Regions from separate parts of the Homo sapiens genome. Here all the other regions are linked to region 2. The links are chromatin loops, found by intact Hi-C in ENCODE. Cell type or tissue: PC-3. All regions are shown on one strand. Region 1 overlaps TMEM135 (transmembrane protein 135). Region 2 overlaps TMEM135 (transmembrane protein 135). Region 3 overlaps TMEM135 (transmembrane protein 135).

Region 1 (8,000 bases), 55 kb before region 2:
GTTTCACCATGTCAGCCAGGCTGGTCTCAAACTCCTGACCTCAGGTGATCTGCCCACCTTGGCCTCTGAAAGTGCTGGGATTACAGGTATAAGCTACTGCCCCCAGTAACTGAGTATTTTTCAATAATTCCATTTTATTCCCTTTGTTGGTTTATTTTAGTGTTGGTTTTATGGTTTATAGTACACATCTCTAAATTGTCTATATTCAAATGACATTATACTACTTAACACATAGAATACAAATCTTCCAATAATGTATTTCCATTTCTGCCCTCGACCTTTGTGCTATTATTGTCATCCATAGTGCATGTATGTACAGATACATCTAAATTCATCATATTTTAATCACTTTGACTTAAAAATGTAGGTCTGCAAAAAGTTTTTTCATTTTGTTTTGAAAGATACTTTTGCTGGGTATAGAATTCTGGGTTGATGGATCATTCTGTTTCAGTGGTTTACAAATGTCACTCCATTGTCTTTTCACAATTTGTTATGATGTGCCTGGGGTAGTCTTCAAAATATTTCCTGTAGTAGGAATTATTAGGCTACTTGGATCTGTGGGTTTACAGTTTCTATTAAATTTGAGTAATTTTCAGTCATTATTTCATCATTATTTTTTCTTCTCCTTTCTCCTCTGCTTCAAGAACTCCAACTACATGAATAGGTTACCCACAACTCACAGATGTTATCTTTATTTGGTGATTAAAAAAGAAAAAACAAAACCTTGGCCAGGCGCGATGGCTCATCCCTGTAACCCCAGCACTTTGGGAGGCCAAGGTTGTCAGATCACTTGAGGTCAGGAGTTCATGACCAGTCTGTCCAACATGGCAAAACCCTGTCTCCACTAAAAATACAAAAATTAGTCAGTCATAATGGTGCATATCTGTAATTCCAGCTACTTGGGAGACTGAGACATGACAATTGCTTGAACCCAGGAAACAGAGGTTGCAGTGAGTGAGATTGCACCACTGCACTCCAGCCTGGGTGATGGAATGAGACTCTGTCTCAAAAAAAAAAAAAAAGTCTCTTTTCTCTCTATGTTTCATTTTAGATGGTCTCTATTCTTATGTCTTCAGGTTCACTAATATTTTATTCTGCAATGTATAATCTGCCATTGATACAATCCAGTAAGCTTTTCATCTCACATATTTTAATTTTCATCTCTAGAAGTTTCATTTTTCCTTTTTCCCCCTATTTCCATATCTCTAACTTTTTGAAACTATAAAATTCAGTTATGATAACTCTTTTTAATGTCTTTGCCTGCTAATTTAACATATTTATAAGTTCTCATTTGGCATTAATTTGCTGATTTATCTCTTCATTATGGCTCAAATTTTCCTATTTCTTATTGCATGGTGGTAATTTTTTACTGGCTGTCAGCCATTCTAAATTTTACCTTAATGGATGTTGTCTATGTTTGTATTCCCATAAGTTTTCTTGAGCTTTGTCGTGAGACACAGTTACTTGGAAATGGTTTGATCTTTTAAAGACTTGCTTTTAAGATATTTTAACAAGAAATGAAATCCAGGGCTAATTATTCCCCATTACTAAGGTAAAACATTATGTGTACTTTACCCAATGCCATGTGAATCTTTGAGATTTTCCAGTCTGGCTAATAAAACAGTATTCCTATTCCTGTTTGAGTGCTAACTACTCAATTAAAAACCTCTAATTCTTCAGATTGTTCCTTCTTTGGCCTGGAGCAGTTTCCTCACATGTAAGCCCTACTCAGTAATCAGCTGAGTACTTTCCTCTCTAGTCCCCTGTTCTGTGAACTCTATCCAGCATGGTCCGCCTACACTTTGAGCTTTATTTCCTCAACTCAGAAAGTCCTCTAGGTTTTGTCTGAGTGACGCCTCTTTGATCCATGCCTGGAAATTCTCTCTAGACAGTAAGCTTGGGTAACTGTAGAGCACATTTGTTTCCTATATCTCAGGGAACACTGTCCTTCAATACTTAATATCCAGGATCTTGCATACCATTTTTTCATAGACTTTGTTCATGTTTTTGATCAAGTTGCTTCCACTCTCCAACTGGAAGAGCAAATCTATCACGGGTATCAAATCATGACTGGAATCAGAGTGTGGTTATTTAAATTTAAATTAATTTAATTTTAATTAAATTAAATAATATTAAAATTTGTTTCCTCATTCACCCTAGCCATATCTCAAGTAATCAAAAGCCATATGTGGTAGTGGATACCATAACAGACAGGACAGATATAGATCATTCTCATCACTGCAAAAAGTTCTACTGGACATCTCTAGACAGTGAATGACATTTTCACTGTGTATTACAGCAATGTTTTAGCACTTTACATATTTTAACTTTAGCTGCAAAGTATACATCTGCACATATATATACTTTACACTTTCATGTGTAAATTGACACAAAAAATCAATGATCATATCATTTAATTTGTTCACTTGTAGAAACAATATAATACTACCTATTACATATGCCATAAGGATTTATATATAATGTAACATACATAAAGCCTAATAGTGTGACTAGCACCATCATAGATGCTCAATACATGGTAATTTTTAACTTGAAAAAATTTCTCTATAATTCATTACCACTTCACAGCCATGGGGCAATATACTTCAGAAGGATGAGTAATTCTGAAATTGCTGTTTTCACTTTTTTTAAAAAAAGTTTTAAATTCAAAAATTAATATCAGTCATACTAAAACATGGATGAACCTCAAATACATTAATACATTATGCTAAGTGAAAGAGGCCAATTACAAAGACCAATTATGTATGATATTCTTAATATAAAATTCCAGAACAGGCAAGTCCACCTATAGAAAGTAGAACAGTGGTGGCCTAGAGTTGGAGGAGTAAGGGGTGATGGAGAGGAACTACTAAGGGATGATGAGGAAGGACTGCTAATAGGTACAAGAATTCTTTGGGGGAAATGAAAAGGTTTTAAAATTAGATTGCAGGGTTGGATGCCACACAACTCAGTAAATATTTGAAAAACCCACGAAACTGATATATTAAACTGGTAAATCTTATAGCATATAAACTACACCTCAAAAAAGCTGTTAAACTGATACAAAAAAAGTAATGCATGTACATGATAAAAACAAAAATTCAAACAGAATAACAACAAAAAGAAAGTTCCCTTCTAAGACTTTTGGACTTTTATAGAATGTTGTATGAGTATGTACATACCTTTGTACATAGATACACATCAAATAAAGACATTGTCTTAAAGACATATACTTTTCAATTTTACATACACAAAGCATACACATATGGATATGCTGAAGTTTATTTAAAGTCTCCTATGAATCAGAGTGGATGCAATAAACATTTCTAAATACCAAAGCATACTTTGTAAACATCTCTGGAGGTGAATTCTTGTCAAAGGACAAGTACATTTTTAATTTTGACAAATATTGCCAAATTGACCTCCAAAGAAAACTATACCAATATATACTCCCCACAACAGCATATGAAAGTAGCTATTCCCTTACACTAGTTATTTTCCTATACCCATAAAAACTGTGTTTTATCAAACTGTTTTATCCTTGCCAGTCTGATGGGTGAAAGAAATATTATTTCATATTATAGTTACATCTCTCTTATTAGTGAAGCTGAGCCTCCCAGGTTTATAATCCTTTTGTTTGTTTTTTTGGTTGGCTGGTTGGTTGGTTAAACTACTTTTTCGTATGCTTTATTTTTAGTTGGGTTAATGGCCTTTTAGAAACCATTTTGTTTTTTTGAAACTGAATATATTTATATGAAAACATGGAATTTTATTATCAACAAAAATATGGATGGTTAAATAAAAGCAAACACATAAAAGAAACGTCAAAATGTATTAAGCCAATATAACATGAGGGTACAGAAAGTATAACAAATAATGTGCAAATAAAGTTCATTCAGCTGGAAAATAGTGTTTTCTCTCTGCAAAGACTTTGTAGGAAATGACAGATTTACAATATATTGTTTCCTGTTATAGGTCTTACAAAACTTTCAAGAAAAACTGTACTATTCTGTCATCACTATGTCATGTAGAATTACACGAAAACTATGCCTCACAAGCAGTAGCAAAGAAACAAAATCACAATATAGGAAGTCCTTAAAATAATCAGAAATATCAAAAATGTGAACATGACTGAAGGTAAACACAGCCTGTTAAAGAAAGCTGTTTTTACTATTTAAGCCTGCAAGTGGTTAAAACATATATCCATTTTAAATTCTACTAGAGAACTGAACACATGGTACATTTAACTATTTCCCACCACAGAACTCTTCTGCTTTTCATTAGTGTATTTGATTATTTGATTTTTGCACCTGATCACAGTGCCTGTGGCCATTCCTTCTTGAGTATCTCCAAAGACATTGGTGCTTAGTGAGTAGTGAACCTAGCTAGCCTTCACTATTCACCAAACTCATCTCCCCCCGTATTCATTAAGATCCTCTTCCTTCCATGACTCAGATAAATACTGACACTCATTGCTCTTCTCAAGAAGAGCAATACGCTTCCTCTTGCGCCGTCTGTACTTCATTCATATTTTAGACATGTTTCTACCTATCCATTCAACAAAAATTAATCTGGTGTCATGTGTTTCTAATATTTTATAACTCTGCAACTTGAAAGGAGACAGATGTAGAAAGGTAAGCTCCGGATTCAGGAGCCTTCATGATCTTGAATAAAACAGAAAAGACAAGGAACCACAAATTCTCACCCTCCTTCATTTATTTATTCCATATCTGCTATAGTCCCAGCACACTAGGGGAAAATAACTACCTAATACTTGATTCTTGTTGCCCTGAAGAACATAGTTTGGTGGAAATGCAGGCATATTCCAATAGAACACAATAGGATAGAAGTATTTACACTTCATCCTATAGGTGGCACTCACCAAAACATCTGATTATATTGTTATTTTAATTATTTAATACATTTAAGCAATGGTTTTGGTGTTGTTTGTATACTTTCTTTATAACTCTTACTTACTTAGAACACAAAGTCCCAGAGGGCAGAGTCTTTTAGAACCACATACGTAGATACGTTATTGATAATAAGAGTTTTTATAATGTTAGTTTCTATTTAAAGAAACCATCTGTCAAAGAAACTAAACAGTACTCCCATTCATATACTTTTTTAAAAGACTAAACTTTAGACTCTGCTAAGCATCTTCAACTTTTCTGAAAACAGACTATTGCATGGTCTCTTTGTGAATACAGCTCTTACTGAACAAGTAAGTATTATTATAATTTACAATGTGTGTTCAAAGTCAAAATATATGCAACATATCATTATCATAATATTTACTTGTCTTATATGTAATTTTAAGCAACACTATCCTAAAGTTAAATAGCTATGTATTGTCATATAACAAATTTTTTAAATCATTGTTTAATTAAAATCTCCCATAATATACAGTCCATTTTTTTAATTAGTTCATTTGTGTTGGATTAGCAGCTTTACCTAATTTTTTTTTATGTTTCTATTCCTTGATAAAACAAATACAGGGAAAGTATAAAAATCTTAAAGAGCATTTAGAGCCAAAAATGCCAGACTAGAAGTAAGAAAGAAGTCCTGGGTCTCCAGGTTAAGACTGTAAACTTGATGAAATCACTGTAATTCTTTAAACCTTAATTTTTCACCCATAAAAAGAAGTTACATTAATCCCTAAGATACTTCAGAACTTCAAAGTTCTATCATTCCATAAGTCAATTTTTTTCAGTGTAGAAGAAACATTTCAATGCATATTGTAACTAATATATAATATTATAATAATATAGAATAAGCCAAGTCTCAGAATTTATGTATACACCAAGAAAATAAAATTACTTTCACTGAATTGAGTGTGGAAACTCACAGTAAATATGCCAGAAACTTAGGCCTAGACTCTTACTTGCACTATTGGCCATTGTGTTTTTTTGTTTTTGTTTTTCTTTTTTTGAAATGGAGTCTCACTCTATTGCCCAGGCTGGAGTACACTGGGGCAATCTCAGCTCACTGCAACCTCCACCTCCCAGGTTCAAGTGATTCTCATGCCTCAGCCTCTCTAGCAGCTGGGATTATAGGCATTTGCCACCACACCCAGCTAATTTTTGTATTTTTAGCAGACACGGGGTTTCACCATGTTGGCCAGGCAGGCTGGTCTCAAACCCCTGATATCAGGTGATCCACCTGCCTCGGACTCTAAAAGTGCTGGGATTACAGGCATGAACTACCACACCCAGGCAACCATTCTTGATTTATACCTTCAAGGCCACTAAACAGAGTCTGGCAACACATTAACCTTTAAATATTCCATTTGTAGAAGCAGATATGTTAGAGTGGCTGGGTGAAGTACAGCCTATATGCTATCCTGTCCTTTTATAGTAAGTACATTATTTGTAGTTGCATCTTGTCTTCTGTAAAAACAGGACAATTTAAAGTAAAGTTTTCAATACTCAGTAAGTAATATTAACTATATCCTGGAAGTTAGAGTCCTTATTACAACAAAATTCTAATTCCGCTGACAGATTTTTAAAAATAAACAGTTTAAAATAACTTGCTACTTGAAAGATTACAGATAGAGATTTACATATGGAAAAATCCAGCCTTTATTTAAAATATAAAAGAAAATTCAATGGTCAAATAACAATCAAGACAAGAAATCATTCATGAAACAGAATACTAATTCAAGTATACTCTCAGAGCTGGGACTATAAAAGCTAATTAGACATCATCATTAAACACCCAAAACATTTTATTCACATCTCTATTTACCATGTAAAGGAAATGCAGTTTATTGGAAGTAAAGGTTAGCTAATGATTTAGGTTTACAATTTACCAAGACATTCAGCTGCATCTTTTCTTTCCCATGGTTCCTCTATTTTATGGTCAATTAATTGGTCATTGTAAGTCATTATAATTAAAAATGCAATTCAAAATAAACAAGAAAAGAATTACTGTGGACAGGAAGAGTGAGGAACTAAAAGGAGCCATGGGAGAGTTTAAAGATGGATAGTTAATAAAGGCAAATTTCTTTTTAAAGTAACCAATGAACATGGAGAAAAAGAAAAGAGGAGGAATAAAACAATATTCATAATAATAAATTATTAATGGTGCCAGGCACTAGACAAGTTTTTACCATTCCTACTTTAAAGATAAGGCAATTGGACTCAAAAGTTAGGGTACTCACCTAAAATCACAGAATATTTAAGTAGCTGAAGCAAGACTCAAAGCCAGGACTGTCTGACTTCAAACTGAAGCTTTCAATTATACCCCTCTGCCTCTAAAAAGTACTTTATTCTTAATAATGTTGGTTTAGTGACTACTGAGCTTCCAAAGTAGGAGTAATCCCCCTAATGCTTCCAAAGGTAAAAAGAAATTTGCCTTCACTAACTATCCATCTTTAAACTCTCCCATGGCTCCTTTTAGTTCCTCACTCTTCCTGTCCACATTAATTCTTTTCTTGTTTATTTTGAATTGCATTTTTAATGATAATGACTTTTTTTTTTACAAGATGTGTCTGTCCTTGTAAAAAAGGGAGTGAGGAGAATCTCAGAGTTCAGCATAATAATAATAATTATAGAGTAATAACTTCATAAATTGCAGATGTTATTGAATGGTCACCATATGTTACATGTTATATGAAGTCCTTAACATACACTGTTTCATGTAATGCTCAAAACACCCCTGCGATGTAGGGATCATTACCCCTACTTTAGAGATGAGATTTAGAGAGACATAGATAGTTAGGCGATTGAGCCAGGTTTTGAAACCAGGTAAGATTCCAAAGCCCATGAGCTGTCATGGATTTCTCTCAAGTACTTTTAAAAATCCCATTAAAGATTTATAGCATTTACAAATTTCATTCAATTTCATTATGAAATTTTCATACTATTTTCATGTATAGTAGATGAAACAGTAAGTTAAAATATAGTCTGTGTTAAGAAGCTCGTTACCTATACAATGAACAAGATTTAAGAAAAGGTGACAGGAAAATTCCATAATCCTTATTTATTCTAGTGAAGAACAGC
Region 2 (8,000 bases):
CTTCCAAACCTTGTCTTATGTGTACCCTTTATAATAAAACTATATAACATTTTTAGTGAGCTCTGTGAGTCATTCCAGAGAATTACTGAACCTATACATTTGGGAATCTCCAATTTTATAGTCAGTCGTCAGAAGCATGAATGTTCTGCATTTGTGGCTGGCATCTGAATTGAGAGCAGTCTTCTGGAGGGCTAAACTCTTAAACCTGTGGAGTCTGATACTAATTGATGGGCAGTTAGTGTCAGAACTGTATTACAATATACCCACAGAGGGCGGAAATGGAAAAAAAGAGACAAAAAGATTAGTGGTTACCTGGGCCTGGGAGTAGCAATGGGAAGTGATAGCAACAAATATTTTTTAGAGTGATAGAAATATTCAAAAACTAGATTTGATTATGGCTATATAACTCCATAAATATATTTAAAAATTACTGAATTACACACTTTCAGTGAGTATAACTTATGGCTATTATACCACAATAAAACTGGTTTTTAAAATCTAATAAGTTTCCAAGATTATAGAAGGCATTCAAAGTTATAATAATCATGTATTTCTTCATTCTGTATTCTCATAATGAACACCAAATACTTATTAAATGCAACAGTCAGTGAAAAAATAACAAGAAATGAAGGGTTTCAACTGTCTTAAGAGCATTCCATTAGATATACAGAACTCTATCAAAATTAGCAATGATAAATGAGGTTAAAAATCTCACAAGTAGGATGTAGGATGTAGGTAGGATGGATTAGGTCCACATTTTGTGGAAAATATTTTAAAATGAAAGGGCGAGGCAATGGTAAAGTGCTTTCAATTGGGGCAATCTGGAGTTAGCCAATGCCCTATGTGCTCTCATTAGTCTCAGAGATTTTACGGTCAACTGTGATTCTGCCTATTAAATGTTCTTTCACTTGATGATTTTACAATCCATTACTGAAAATTATATCAAAAGGACTGCTAGCATGTATATTATATTAATATTAAAGCCAGATTTGCACTCAGCACTGGCTAATGGGACACTTTAAACAATAAGAAAAGAAAGTTGTTATATGCATGGGATGCACTGTTTTTTAACCCTTGAGCTTTCCCTCTTGATACTGTCCTTTAATTCTCTTCTTGAAACCACCTTCCTGAAAAAAGAGGTATACATGTGTAAAATCTTATTCATCCTCCCCTCTCATTCACTCACTCCCTAACCCACTATAACCTGACTTCAATCCCAGCCATTAGGCTAAAACCACTACAGTGAAAATCACTAAACCAGACTTTTATCAAATTCCTTCAACTCTTCAACCTACCTTAACAATCTTTCCCATGGACTTCAATCCTCTAAAATTCAAAGGTATATGGAAATTTGTACAATCTCCTATTTGAAATTAATGACATCTCTTTATCATTAAATACAAATCTTCTCTGTTCTGACCTGCCACATCCCTACTGAACCATCTCAAATAATACTTGCCATTATATAGCAAACTCACTATCTTAGTCCATTTGTGTTACTAAAAAGGAATACCTGAGATTGGGTGATTTATTTTTTTAAAAAGGGATTCATTTGGCTCATGGTTCTGCAGCCTGTACAAGACACATGGGGCTAGCATATGCATATGGTAAGGGCCTCAAGCTGCTTCTCTTCATGACAGAAGGCAAAGGGGAGCCGGCATGTGAAGACATCACATGGGGAGACAGGAAGGGGCAGGGAGGTGCCAGGCTCTTTCTAACAACCAGCTCTCACGGGAACTAACAGAATAGAAACTCACTCATTACCACAAGGAAGGCACCAAGTCATTGATAAGGAATCTGCCCCCATGACCCAAACACCTCCCATTAGGCCCCACCTCCAACACTGGTGATCAAATTTCAACATGAGGTTTGGAGGGTCAAATATCCAAACTACAGCACTTACCTACTGAGAACAAAAAAGTCAATTAAAAATAAAAATGATGTGCAAACAAAATGGTAAAAATTACATTTGGCCATACACATATGTATAAAGTTAAATTTATTTGCTAATTCAAAGTGTTTAAGTTACTTGCCGCTGAACTCACCTAATATTATATGCAAAATTCTTTTGGTATGTTTCTACAAAGAAACATTTTCTATATATCTAAAATCTTTGTTTCTTAAATAAAGCCTGTGTCTTCTAATACATTCAACCACATCTAGCTATACAACCAGAGTAGACAAATTTAAGTTTAGTGGGTGGTTGGTGTAGCGGAGGTACAGCCTTACCCATGTGGAAATAATTGCTTTCTTGACCTAAAGCTCTTCCCATTAGAATCAAAACAAATTGATATGATCTTAAGAACCCTTCTAATTTTTGAAAAATAAAACCTAATTGTTCCATACTTAAACAGATGTTGTTTGTTTTGTTTAAGGACAAAATTATGACACATTTATTTTTGTATTTAAATCAAAAGCAGAGTGACTATTATGAAGAAAATAAGTGAATTTCAAAAGATAATCATCTCAGTGTAGAAAGGCACACACAGAGTTGGTACAGACAAGGCCAACAAACTTAAACATTATGATCTGATATTTTTAAAATCTTGGTTTGACCTTTGGCCTTCTTGGTCTACACCAACTTTTCAAAATAAACTGTTTGTTCATCAGGAGTATGCAATAATGCATATAACACAGTAAGCTATTTAAAGCAGATTTAGTGACAAGGATAAAATATTCCAGAAAGAATAAAATACAAATTCTGAAGCTTAATGTTTTATGATGTGATTCTGGCATGAAGTATAAATTTTCTAAGAACCTGCCAAAATATAATATGTTGTTTTGATTCATGGAATTGGAGAACTGAAATAAATATCAAGATATTATTATAATTAGTCCAGTCTTCTTCCTCTTGTGGTTCAGTATCTATACCATCCAGACTTATGGCTATTAAAAGATACATTTCTTCTACATGAGCAAGATATTAATAGTAACTCCACAACCTTCTTGAAGCCTTTTTTAATGCTTTATCACCCTGAAAGTGATGACCAGTGGCTTCAGTTATCTCAAACTTTCTGTTCTGTGTTCAAAACTAATTTCTTCCCACCACATTAGAGATAGGATTGGGATGTCTCTGTATATACAGTAAATCTGAACATAATGTCCTTGATAGGTTCTTGACAACTGCTATTTTAAGTGAAACAATGTATGACAAACAAAACTATTTTTCCCCTCATCAATGTTATAACAAAAGGGCATTGAACAAAGGGATATGATTGGAGGACCTGCTGTAAGCCATTTCACTTAAAGTCACAGTTTCCAAGGAGCTATCGATGACATGACGTGAGGACTTACTGTACCTTGCTTATAATAAATACTCCCTAGGCCATATCATATCTCTTTCCTTTTTCTCAAGATTCTTTTCCATACTTATTTCCTCTCTTCTTCTCTAGATGCTATCCATTCTCCCCACATGCTTTTTAACACTGCTATATTTGAATTGCTGCTTAAAAAGGAAAAATCATTCTAACTCTTCTAGGCTATATTCTAATAGATTATGTAGAGCTTACTAAGTATACACTTTGAAAACCAACAACAGAAGAATAAAAGAATAGACTTGAAAAAGTTATCAGGAACATTCTAGAGTGGTCAGAATTCTTTTTTTTCCTACATGATATGGGGATATTGGCAGAAGTGAATCATGTTAATAGAAAGTATATTTCAATGGCAATAGACATGTGTAAGGTATCTTAATATTTTCTTCCCATTAAAATATGATAGATAAATCAGAGGTCTTATTGCAAAAGTGATAATCCAATTTTCTTTGACAGGATCAACTAAGCCTTAGTCTGCATTTCTAGAAGGCCAGTGTCTCATCAATCTCAGTGGGACTTCTGCTCAACTAAGACTTGCAATTATCAAAACTAAGTTTTCACCATGTTATAACTTTACCCTGTTTGGCTAACAGTATTCTCATGTTTGTTTGTACAAGTCAGTTTTTTCTATTATTGCACTTCCCTTGTTATATTTACTTTATGCAAAGAAACAAAAACATGATCAGCAGAATTTGGTTGAGTAGTACACATCAAGTTTGTGATTAAACATGTTTTGTATATTACTGAGATACTGGCACTAGACAGCAGAGCGCACTGGCAACAAATGCCAACCCAAATATCATGACTCACACAGGAAGGAAATAATCACTCAGAAGTGCCAATAACACTGCTATTAGTATAGCTGTGGATCAAAATATCAAAACTCTGTCTTTTATTATCAACTACCAGTTCACACACTGTTATAAATAAACATAAGATCTCCATTTACTCACCCCAATATAGAAAATAATACAACATATGTAATAAAATAAAAATAAGTTAAGATTTAGAACAGGCTAATTCTAATAGGCTTATTTTGTGGCAGACATGTGGCAGACATTGTGCTAGCTGCCTTACAGACATTATCTAATTTATTTCTCACAAAAGCAATGCATGAGCTTGCTGCTGGTCTGTTTACAGAAGACAACACTGGCAAGGTCCTAAGTAGCAGGTTATGACTCAGCCACTAGACTATAAAACTTTTTGAAAGCTGAAACCATTTTGGTTTAGTTTACAATTAAAACCCAGTATCTACTAATCTACCTCATAATAATTATTCAGGGGAACAAAGAAAAAAGAAGGAACACTAGATCTGATTCCAGTGCCACGCATCACATTTGCCTTTAGGACGCTATCAATGAATATTTGTTTATTTGATTAGATTTTACAAGCCACCAGTTCCTGGCATTCTACTAGGCATCAGTCTCAGAGATTTCACTACTTGAACTACTTGAACTAATACTTTGCTTATTAAAGACTTACATTTTTTCCTGAGGTAGTGCTAGAAGGGAAGCAGTAAAGACAAAAATAATAACAAAAATATATAAGAAAAAATAGATGCAACATTAAAAATATATATTTGAGAGTTTACTTCTAGGTTTCCTTGTATAAAGAATTCACATTCAACAGTAAGAAAATGCTTGGTTTCTTTAAATATAATATTAAAATTAAGTGTAATAATTTTAGTAATGTTGGAAATATATCTTAATATCTGAATAATCAAGTATCTTTGTGCATAAGAAATATCAAATATGTAAATTGTATTCTTTAAATATTATTTAATTATTTAATTCACGAATATTCTTCATGAAAAAATTTAATGTCAAAAATAATTATCACTGTATTATAAATATCATGATTTTAAAATAACACCAATATTTATAATTATCCATACAAATCCATAAAGATATACTTATCTTAAATGAAAGCTGATTGAATTAAAGTAGTATTTGCCACTTGAGTTCTGTCTCAATAAATCTTTTACTTATTCATCAGACATATATTGAGATCTTTATTTTGTGCCAGCCAGGTGTTAAACTTTAAGAAATAGAAATCCCTAACAAAGAGTCCCTACTCTCACTCTAGCAATCAGTCTAAAATTAAATATTCTATATTACTTATGTACACCATGCTCCTGGAAGGTTTAAAAAAAATCCATTCTAATAAATCATTCAGAATACCTAATACCGTGTCGTAATACAAAACAAAAGTAGGTAAAAAAAAAAAACCTACTTTTCTTTCTTGCTAAAACAGCAACAAACCTTAATACTCTGTTCTACTTTACATACAAAAATCTTTAAATATACTTTAAATTTCTTTTCTATTTCTTAACCTGTTTTGTCTCATACAGAGTGTACCTTCCTTGAGTTCAAAGAAGAAAGAATTAAAAAATACTTCTAAAACAGTGGTTTACAACAGTAGCTAAGTATTAAAATCAGCGGACATTTTAAAAAATATAGATACTGGAGCCCCAAACTGGACCTCATAGACAAAGTCTTTGGTGATGGAGCCCAGGTACCTATAGTTTTGAAGAGCTCTATGGGCAATTCTCAAGCTCGGTGAAAGTTTATAACCACAACTTTAAAGGCTTAATTAAGCACAGGGGTTCCCAACCCCTGGGAGATGTACAGGTACTGGTCCCTGGCTTGTTAGGAACCAGGCCGCACAACAGGAGGTGAGCAGCAAGCAAGCGAGCATTACTGCCTGAGCTTGGCCTCCTGTCAGATCAGCTGTGGCAGCAGATCCTCATAAGAGTGTGAACCCTATTTTGAACTGCACATGGGAGGGATCTAGGTTGTGTGCTCCCTTTGATAATCTAATGATGATGTGAGGTAGAACAGTTTCATCCCAAAACCAAGCCCCCCGTGGAAAAATTGTCTTCGACGAAGCCGGTCCCTCGTGCCAAAAAGGTCGGACACCACTACCTAGGCAGAAAGGGTATACAAAGCTGCCTGTAAGCAGAAAATGTTAAAGCCATATAGGACCTTAAAGATCATCTAATCAGCTCATTTTCTGAAGTATAAAGCTGAAGTTGTGAGGAGTTCAGTAAACTGTCCAAGGTCTCAGCTAGTAAAGTCTACTGACATGCAGACGAGTATTTTTTCATTATTTCCCTTAGCTGATAATTTTGTCATGAGGTTACCTATGAATCCCTGCTTAACATATATGTTTGCAGTACTGGCTTAGCATAGGACACTGGCTACTCCAGTTGGGAGACAGAATACTAATTCTTGATTCTACCACAAGCTTATCAATACCCTCAGCACTCATATCACAAATTCTCAGGGAAATGTGATTAAAAAAAAAAAAAACACTACACTGTCTTGAACCTGAAATACCTCTTTTGGAAAAACAGTGATAAGAGTACCAAAAATGGAAAGTTGTTTTGATGTATGAATGAGCTGGATAATTATAATGCACCTAGGGCATATAAAGGCATTCAACAAATGTTACTTCCCTTCAACATGACACCACCCACCCTGCTTTCCTTTTAGATTCTGCAATTAAAGTTACCTGTCCCTAGTACCTCACTTTAATCTTCAACTATGCCCCTTTTCATATTGTTTCTCCTAACTGGCAAAGCCTTTTGGCCTCTTCTCCTTGCTTAATGCTCATTAGTTTCTTCAAAGCTCAGTTTGAAGATGTACCCCCTTTGCTCTCTGGCCAGGGCATCTCTGAAAGAAAGCCAGCAGCCCCAGGCAGGGGCTTATAGATAGAACTCCCATCTGCCTGGGACAGAAAACCTGGGGAAGAGGAGGCTGTGGGCCCAGCTTCCACAAACTTAAACGTTCCTGCCTGCCAGCTCTGAAGAGAGCAGTGGATCGCCCAGCACAGCACTGGAGCTCTGCTAAGGGACAAAGTGCCTCCTCAAGTGAGTCCTTGACCCCCATGCCTTCTGACTGGGAGACACCTCCCAGCACAGGTCAACAGACACCTCATACAGGAGACCTCCAGCTGGCATCTGATGGATGCCACTCTGGGACAAAGCTTCCAGAGGAAGGAACACGCAGCAATCTTTGCTGTTCTGCAGCCTCAGCTGGTGAATACCCATGCAAACAGGGTCTGGAGTAGACTTCCAGCAAACTCCAACAGACCTGCAGCATAGGGGCCTGACTGTTAGAAAGAAAATTTAACAAACAGAAAGGAGTAACAACAACATCAACAAAAAGGATGTCCACACAGAAACCCCATCGGAAGGTCACCAACATCAAAGAACAAAGGTAGATACATTCACAAAGATAAGGAAAAACCAGTGCAAAAAGGCTGAAAATTCCAAAAACCAGAATGCCTCTTCTCCTCCAAAGGATCACAACTCCTGGCCAGAAGGAAACAAAACTGGACAGAGAATAAGTTTGAGGAATGACAGAAATAGGCTTCAGAAGGTGGGTAATAACAAACTCCTCTGAGGTAAAGAAGCATGTTCTAACCCAATGCAAGGAAGCTAAAAACCATGAAAAAAGGTTAGAGGAATTGCTAACTAGAATAACCAGTTTAGAGAAGAAAATAAATGACCTGATGGAGCTGAAAAACACAGCATGAGAACTTTGTGAAGCATAAACACATATCAATAGCCAAACTGATCAAGTGGAAAAAGGATATCAGAGACTGAAGATCAACGAAGACAAGATTAGAAAAAAAAAAGACTAAAAAGGAACGAAGGAAGCCTCCAAGAAATATGGGACTATA
Region 3 (8,000 bases), 75 kb after region 2:
CCTTTTAATAAACTGTCAAATTGGCTTCCAAAGTGGTTAAACAATTTTACATTCCCACATGCAGGAATATGATAGTTCCAGTTCCTATATATTCATACCAACATTTGCTCTTGTCAGACTTTTCCCATATCTTGCCATATGCATCTCGTCCATCTGGCTGTTCATCCATAACCTTTCTAATATCCTCTATAATAAACCAGTAAATGTAAGCAAAGTGTTTCCCTTAGTTCTGAGCTGCTCTGGTAAATTAGCTGAACTTGAAGAGGGGGTAGTGGGAACTCCAATTTATAGCTGATCAGTTGGAAGTACAGATAACAACTATTACTTTCTATTGGCATCTGAGGTGGAGGCAGTCTTATGAAACTGAGCCCTCAACCAGTGGAATCTGATGCTATCTCCAGGTAGACAGTATTAGAATTAAATTGAATTAGAGGACACTAAGCTGGTGTCTGCCAGAGAATGTGCTTCCAGAGAACTGCTTGGTCTGTGGGGATCATTCTCTGTTGAGTGAAAGAACAAGAGAAAGTACTTTTTTCTTCTTCTTTTGTTTTTTTTCCCCGAGACGGAGTTTTGCTCTTGTTGCCCAGGCTGAAGTGCAATGGCGTGATCTCAGCTTAATGCAACCTCCGCCTCCCAGGTTCAAGCTATTCTCCTGCCTCAGTCTCCCGAGTAGCTGGGATTACAGGCATGCGCCATCACACCCGGTTAATTTTGTTTTTTTAGTAGAGACGGGTTTATCCATGTTGGTCAGGCTGGTCTCGAACTCCCAACCTCTGGTGATCTGCCCGCCTCGGCCTCCCAAAGTGCTGGGATTATAGGCGTGAGCCACTGTGCCTAGGCTGAATCACCATTTTCAAACCTATGTTTGAAAAATCAAATACAGATGTTTTAATAAAAGACACTGCATGTTTAACATTAAAAACCAAATGCTAAAGACAAATTGCTAACATACATTACATGTATGTTTACAATTAAAACGTAGATACTGTTAAAATGTTTGGTGGCATAAATAAAATTACAGAGAAGTTTTCAAAAGGACTCAAACAGAAGGATTTTTAAATGTCTTAAATTTTTTTCTTATAATAAAATGTAAGTGAACTAACTACATTTGACATCACATTTTAAACATGTTAGCAGCATATAATAAATTTTGAAAGATTGGAAAACTTAGTTATTGTCACAACTGATATAATAAAGGAAAATCATGCAAGTGCAAATTTTGCTTATGTGTTCTCTTTTAAATCATACTGTGGCAAAGTTAAATTCTAACAGCAAGTGTTCTCTTATGGGTAACTGGTTCTGGCATACTAGCCCCAGGAAAATTTTTTCATAATTTTAGAGACATATCTTGGCCAGAGAAAATATTTAACTCTTTATACTTCTTTCTATATACATTTCATTCATTTTGACCTTTAATAACTAATTCACTATCAACATTTAAAATCTAGAAAACTACTATTTTTTAAATTGGGTACTTTTCACTCTAATACACACTAACTAACATGTAACAAGAAAGCAACATTTTCAGATGGGTATTAATACAATTGCCTTCAATTTGTATGTTTTTAAGTGCTAGTTAATCGTTAAGGCTATAAACTAATGGTCTAATAATTGCAACTTATCAAAACTTACTTGTATCTGATGGCTCTTTTTCTTAAAGCTCTTTTTTTTTTGAGACAGTATTGCTCTGTTGCAAAGGCTGGAGTGCACTGACGCAATCTTGGCTTACTGCAACCTCCACCTCCTGGGTTCAAGCGATTCTCCTGCCTCAGCCTCCCTAGTAGGTAGGATTACAGGCGCATGCCACCACGCCTGGCTAATTTTTGTATTTTTAGTAGATACGGAGTTTCACCATGTTGGCCAGGCTGGTCTCGAACTCCTGACCTTAGGTGATCCACTTGCCTTGGCCTCCAAAATACAGATGACTTTTACTTTCCTCTTTATTTTCCAAATCAGAAACACATACCAAAAAACAGTAAATATTTTGTTTAAATAAAACCTCACAACATTTAGAAATTTTATTGTTGGATGTTATAAGCCAACAATTTCAACTTAGTCTCATAAGCAATATAATCAAGTCATAAGAAAAGTTTACTTCTTTAGATTGAATTCAGTTCTCCCTGAATCTTTAAATCCCTACCTGTTCTGAAACAAGCACCCTCTTCATGTAGTAAAAGTTATACAGTAATAAATAAATGGCTCTGTTTAGATAAAAAGGAAGATGAAGTGTATCAGGTAATTATTAGTATCCAGAAAATATTATGATCATGTTCAAATTCACTTTCCCTCAGACATAGTCAAAATCTATGTATCAAGTCTTTGATCTCATTAAAGTTTTGAATTACTGAGCATTTATAAATGGCTAAAAACACCAATTCACATTTTGCATTTTCCCAGAAATTTTTCTAATACTAAAATTTACAGACAAATGTACCCCCTCAAAAAAGTTTTCCATTTTAAAGAACTAGAGATTCAAAGGTTTCTTCTACGTTGGGAACCCTAACAAAACGATACAGCCACCACTCAGGAACACATTTGACAGTTTCTTTAAAAACTAAACTTGGTGGCTCACACCTGTAATCCCAGCACTTTGGGAGGCCGAGGAGGGCAGATAACAAGGTCAGGAGTTCGAGACCAGCTTGACCAACAAGGTGAAACCCCGTCTCTACTAAAAATACAAAAATTAGCCAGGCATGGTGGTGCACACCTGTAATCCCAGCTACTCAGGAAGCTGAGGCAGGAGAATCGCTTGAACCTGGGAGGCGGAGGTTGCAGTGAGCCAAGATCACGCCACTGCACTCCAACCTGGATGACAGTAAAACTCTGCCTCAAAAAAAAAAAAAAAAAAAACCACCATGAAACATGTAACCACAATATAAACCCAGCAACTGCACTAATGGGCATTTATCCCAGACCAATAAAAACATGAAAATCTGTACATGAATATTTATAGCAGCTTTGTTCATAACAGCTAAAAACCATGAACAGGGGTTAAGGAGGGGTGACAACAGGAGAGAAGTGGGTGTTGCTATGATGGAAATATTCTGTATCCTGACTGTATCAATTAAATATTCTGGTTTTGATATTATATTATATTATAGTTTTGCGATATGCTACCATTGGGGGAAAATGGGTAAAGAGAACATGGGATCCCTATATTATTTTTTATAATTGCATATGAATCTATAATTATTTCAAAATAAAAGTTTTAATTTTTTTTTAAATACAGTATTTTAAGTGTGCTCTCCAACATCAATAATATCAAAGTCAAAGATCTCTTTCCCAGGAATTCACAATCTAAAGCAGACAACACACAAAAGTTTTAGTAAGTTTACTTATAATTTTCAAATAAGTGTATGAATACGCACAGTATTTGGGTATTGAAGTACACAGCGTGTGCTACTATAGAAAAGCATGTGAGTGTCTAAAAAAATACACTAAAACTCAAATGTATGCTAGCGTGCAGGCATAATACTTTAAAGTTTTCTTGAAAACATAAGAAAAGCAGCACAACAACAAAGCCATTAAGAAAATTTAAGATATTTGGCTGGGCACGGTGGCTCACACCTGTAATCCAAGCACTTTGGGAGGCCGAGGCGGGCGGATCACGAGGTCAGGAGATCGAGACCATCCTGGCTGACATGGTGAAACCCCATCTCTACTTAAAATACAAAAAATTAGCCGGGCGTGGTGGTGGGTGCCTGTAGTCCCAGCTACTTGGGAGGCTGAGGCAGGAGAATGGCATGAACCCAGGAGGCGGAGCTTGCAGTGAGCCGACATGGCACCACTGCACTGCAGCCTGGGCGACAGAGCAAGATTCCATCTCAAAAAAATATATATATATATAAGATACTTTGTTATACAATATAAATAATCTATAACCAAGATTAATCAATTGTTTTAGATTCTTTTCAGGTTGTAGTATTTATTATCACTTAATAATTTAAGTTTATCATTTTAAAGTAGATGATTTCTTCAAGTTATTTATTTTTCTGGATTCTGATTACAACACCATGAGCTGGCAAAACAGGAGTGTTCACACGCAGTTCAAAATAAGTCATGTACTTCATCTATGTACCACAATCACCAACTTTTAATCTTTGTATCTTTTAATCTAAAATACAACATTAATGCAGTCAAATAAAGCAAGGTTTTACTTGTAAATAATATTACAGCAAAACCACCATTACTTTTGCACCAACCTAAAATATTTAAAACAAGCTTTAAAATAAACATCTAGGTTTAATCTGGTATGTCTCCTATAAATCCTTCTCTTTAACCCATTTATGCCTAGTGTTCCATTATTGGAACGCTAAGCTTACAGGAGTTATTATTTTCCTACTGCTCAAGGTCATCGCCAAGGTCTGATTTTTCACAAAAAAAAAAAAAATTTGCAACCTCCAGCATAGATGGGTTAATAAACACATTCATCTATGATTCATTTAACAAATTATGGCACAAAGTACATTTTAGGTACTGTTCTAGGCTTAATACAGCAATGTATAAAACACACAAAAACTCTACATTCATGAAGCTTAAATTCCAAGGTGGGAAGACAGACAATAAAATAATAAGCAAAAAAGATACATGTTAGATGTTGATCAACTCCATGAAAAAAAGATACAGAGGTTTGGGACTGCAGGGGTATAAGTTACATGAAGGGTGACTGTTACTATGTGAGATAGATGTGGAAGGCCTCACAACAGTGACATTTCAGCAGTCTCAGTGAAATGAAACAGCAAGCCATGCAGATATCTAGCGATAAGAGCTCAAAACAGAGCGAACAGCAAGTATCAAAGTCCTGAAGAGAAAGCATGCTTGTCATGCTCACTCAACACCAGAGAGGGCAGTGTGGCTGAAGTGGAGAATGAGGAAGCAGACAGTGGTGGTAAAAGGAAGCCAGAGAAACATAAAGACCCCCCCATAACCACAGGCTTCTTGCAAACCTCGAAAAGAGCCCTACAAAATCTGTTCACATAGTCACTTTGGTAACATTGGCAAAAGTAAGGTATTTTAACCATAGATAGTTAAGATTACTATCATTTTACATTCTGATTTCTCTGTCACACTTCACCTTGTGATGAACAGCACTAGGTTTTGGAATCCAGCTTGCTAGTAGAGTTGAGTTTAGCAAGATATATTGAGTTTGGGTTTAGCATGATATATTCATTAATTTACTTTCCAGTTGCTTTTAGGTATAGAACATTGATTCCTAGTGGCTCATTAAAAGAGTGGCAACCAGGCACGGTGGCTCACGCCTGTAATCCCAGCACTTTGGGAGGCCGAGGCGGGCAGATCACTTGAGGTCAGGAGTTCCAGACCAGCCTGACCAACATGGTGAAACCCCGTCTGTACTGGAAATACAAAAATTAGCCAGGCATGGCAGTGTGCGCCTGTAATCCCAACTACTCTGGGGACTGAGGCAGGAGAATCGTTTGAACCCAGGAGGCAGAGGTTGCAGTGAGCCAAGATCATGCCGCCGCACTCCAGCCTGGGTGACAGAGCCAGACCCTGTCTTGAAAAAAAAAAAAAGAGTGGCTTCCAGGAATACTCTACTGTCTACTGTGCCAACTTACCCCGTCAATGACACAAAGGTGAAGAACCAGAGGCCATAATGATATATAGATACATCCTAGGGTGCCAAGCCCTGAAAATATGTGGGTAATGAAAAAGAAATAAATTTAAAATGCACATGGCTAAAAGACAGATGGTTAAAACTTCTACCAATCATCAGACATGCAATGTAGTAAGCAGAAGATCTGACTCTTATCAAAGCCTAGCCAAAATCCAACTTATCTCCTGTCAAGGAAATGAAGTGAATACAATTATAATTATTATAAATGCAACATAACTTTGTAGGGTTTTTTCCCAATGGAAACTGTACTACAGAAAATTTTTTAGAATGCCTATGTTTGAGAATCACTACCTGTATCAGTATTCAAAAAAGGTGACTGTGTATTAAGTAACATGGTTTTAACTATTCCAAATATGAATAATTATTAAAGCATATGTGATCAATAATGCAAGAAGAAAGACTGAAATATCTTTTTTATTTTCTCTGTATAAAATGATATTATAGGCTGCTGGGGAGGGCAGGAAAGCCGCACCCACCCAGCAAGGGCTCCGTGACTGGGTTCCCAGGACTGTCGAAGGAAGGTATAACTGGGTGGGAGGGTGGGTAGCTTATGCTCTCCAAGACTGCCTTTCCAAACTCTTTGACACCTAAGAAAAGGTGAACAAGTTCTATTTTCAAGAGAAGATGGCTTTTAACAGTTTTGAAGGATCTAAAGCTGTGTATCTGCAGACATCAATAAGGACGAAGAATTTGTAGAAGAGTTTAACGGATAAAAAACTTTTGCTAGTTTTCCAAGTAGTAGTCCTGTTTCAGCATCAACACTGGCACAAGTAGGTTTTCTTTATATTGGTGAAGGAGACACCATGTGGTGCTTTAGTGGTCATGCAGGAGTAGAGAGAAGGCAATATGGAGACTCAACAGTTGGCAGACACAAGAAAGTATCCCAAATTGCAGATTACCAACGGCTTTTTTTTTTTTTTTTGAGATGGAGTCTCACTCTGTTGCCCAGGCTGGAGTGCAGTGGCGCGATCTCGGCTCACTGCCAGCTCCACCTCCCGGGTTCACGCCATTCTCCTGCCTCAGCCTCCTGAGTGGCTGGGACTACAGGCACCCACCACCATGCCCAGCTAACTTTTTGTATTTTTAGTAGAGACGGAGTTTTACTGTGTTAGCCAGGATGGTCTCGATCTCCTGACCTCGTGATCTGCCCACCTCAGCCTTCCAAAGTGCTGGGATTACAGGTGTGAGCCACCGCTCCCGGCCGGCATTTACTTTTAAAATAGTGACACAAAACCTGCAAATCCTAGTATCCAAAATGGTCAGTACAAAGTTGAAAACTGGGAAACAGTAATCAATTTGCCTTAGGCAGGCCATCTGAGATTCATGCAGATTATCTTTTGATAACCGGACAGGCTTAAATGTATCAGATACCATATACCCAAGAAACCCAGAAACCCATCATGTATAGTGAGGAAGCTCAACTATAGTCATTCCAGAACTGGCCAAACTATGCCCACTTAACCCCAAGAGAGAGAGTTAGTGCTGAACTCTAATACACAAGTATTGATGACCAAGTGCAGTGCTTTTATTGTGGTAGAAAACTGAAAAATTGGGAACCTTATAGTGCTGGCTGGTGGCAGAAGAACATAGGCAACACTTTCTTAATTGCTTCTTTGTTTTCGGCCAGAATGTTAATATTTGAAGTGAATCTGACATTGTTGAGTTCTGATAGGAATTTCCCCAATTCAACAAATCCTCTGAAGAAATCCATCCATGGAGCATTATGAAGCACAGATCATTACTTTGGGGATGTGGATGTACTCAGTTAACAAGCAGCAGCATGCAGGAGCTGAATTTTATGCTTTAGGTAAAGGTGATAAAGTAAAATGCTTTTGCTGTGGAAGAAGGCTAACTGATGGAAACCCATTGAACACCCCCGGGAACAACATGCTAAGTGGTATCCAAGGTGTAAATATCTATTACAGGAGAAGAACAAGAATATATAAGTAATATCCATTTAACCCATTCACTTGAGGAGTCACTGGTGAGAAGTGCTGAAAAAAATGTCATCACTAACTATAAGAATGGATTATACCATCTTTCAAAATCCTATGTTACAAGAAGCTACACAAATGGGATTCAGTTTAAAGAATATTGAGAAAATAATGGAAGAAAAAATTCAAACATCTGGGAGCAACTATAAGTCACCTGAGGTTCTGGTTGCAGATTCATTGAGTGCTCAGAAAGACACAAGATGAATCAAGTCAGACTTCACTGCAAAAAGATACGGGGTCTCATTATGTTACCCAGGTTGGTCTTGGGCTACTGCCCTCAAGCAATCCTCCCACCTCAGCCTCTCAAGTAGCTGGAACTACAGGCCCATACCACCACACCTAGCCTATACTGTAATTTCTAATGAGACAGA

The links. Peaks named below come from ENCODE experiments on the same cell type or tissue, not always from the same donor. Only the 100,000 strongest peaks of a DNase experiment are listed, where the experiment ranks them.
Region 1: it touches region 2 in a loop (2.1-fold over the local background); 5 of 110 quality-filtered maps call a loop at or near these places.
Region 3: it touches region 2 in a loop (2.4-fold over the local background); 2 of 110 quality-filtered maps call a loop at or near these places.

What each region holds. Positions count from the first base shown.
Region 1 is chr11:87,224,977-87,232,976 of GRCh38, reverse strand. The region is part of intron 5 of TMEM135 (transmembrane protein 135); the gene reads right to left. Among named protein-coding and RNA genes, the nearest start is that of TMEM135, 190 kb to the right of the region's middle. In PC-3, a CTCF peak has its summit at 4,856 (motif pointing right); no DNase peak of the experiment used is centred here.
Region 2 is chr11:87,169,964-87,177,963 of GRCh38, reverse strand. All of the region lies in intron 5 of TMEM135 (transmembrane protein 135), which reads right to left. Among named protein-coding and RNA genes, the nearest start is that of TMEM135, 140 kb to the right of the region's middle. RefSeq lists a silencer at 3,963-4,257. In PC-3, no CTCF peak of the experiment used is centred here; a DNase peak (open chromatin) is centred at 4,463; H3K4me3 peaks cover 231 bases; H3K27ac peaks cover 1,370 bases.
Region 3 is chr11:87,094,533-87,102,532 of GRCh38, reverse strand. The region is part of intron 4 of TMEM135 (transmembrane protein 135); the gene reads right to left. It also overlaps the pseudogene XIAPP2. Among named protein-coding and RNA genes, the nearest start is that of TMEM135, 61 kb to the right of the region's middle. In PC-3, CTCF peaks have their summits at 4,831 and 6,432; a DNase peak (open chromatin) is centred at 4,832.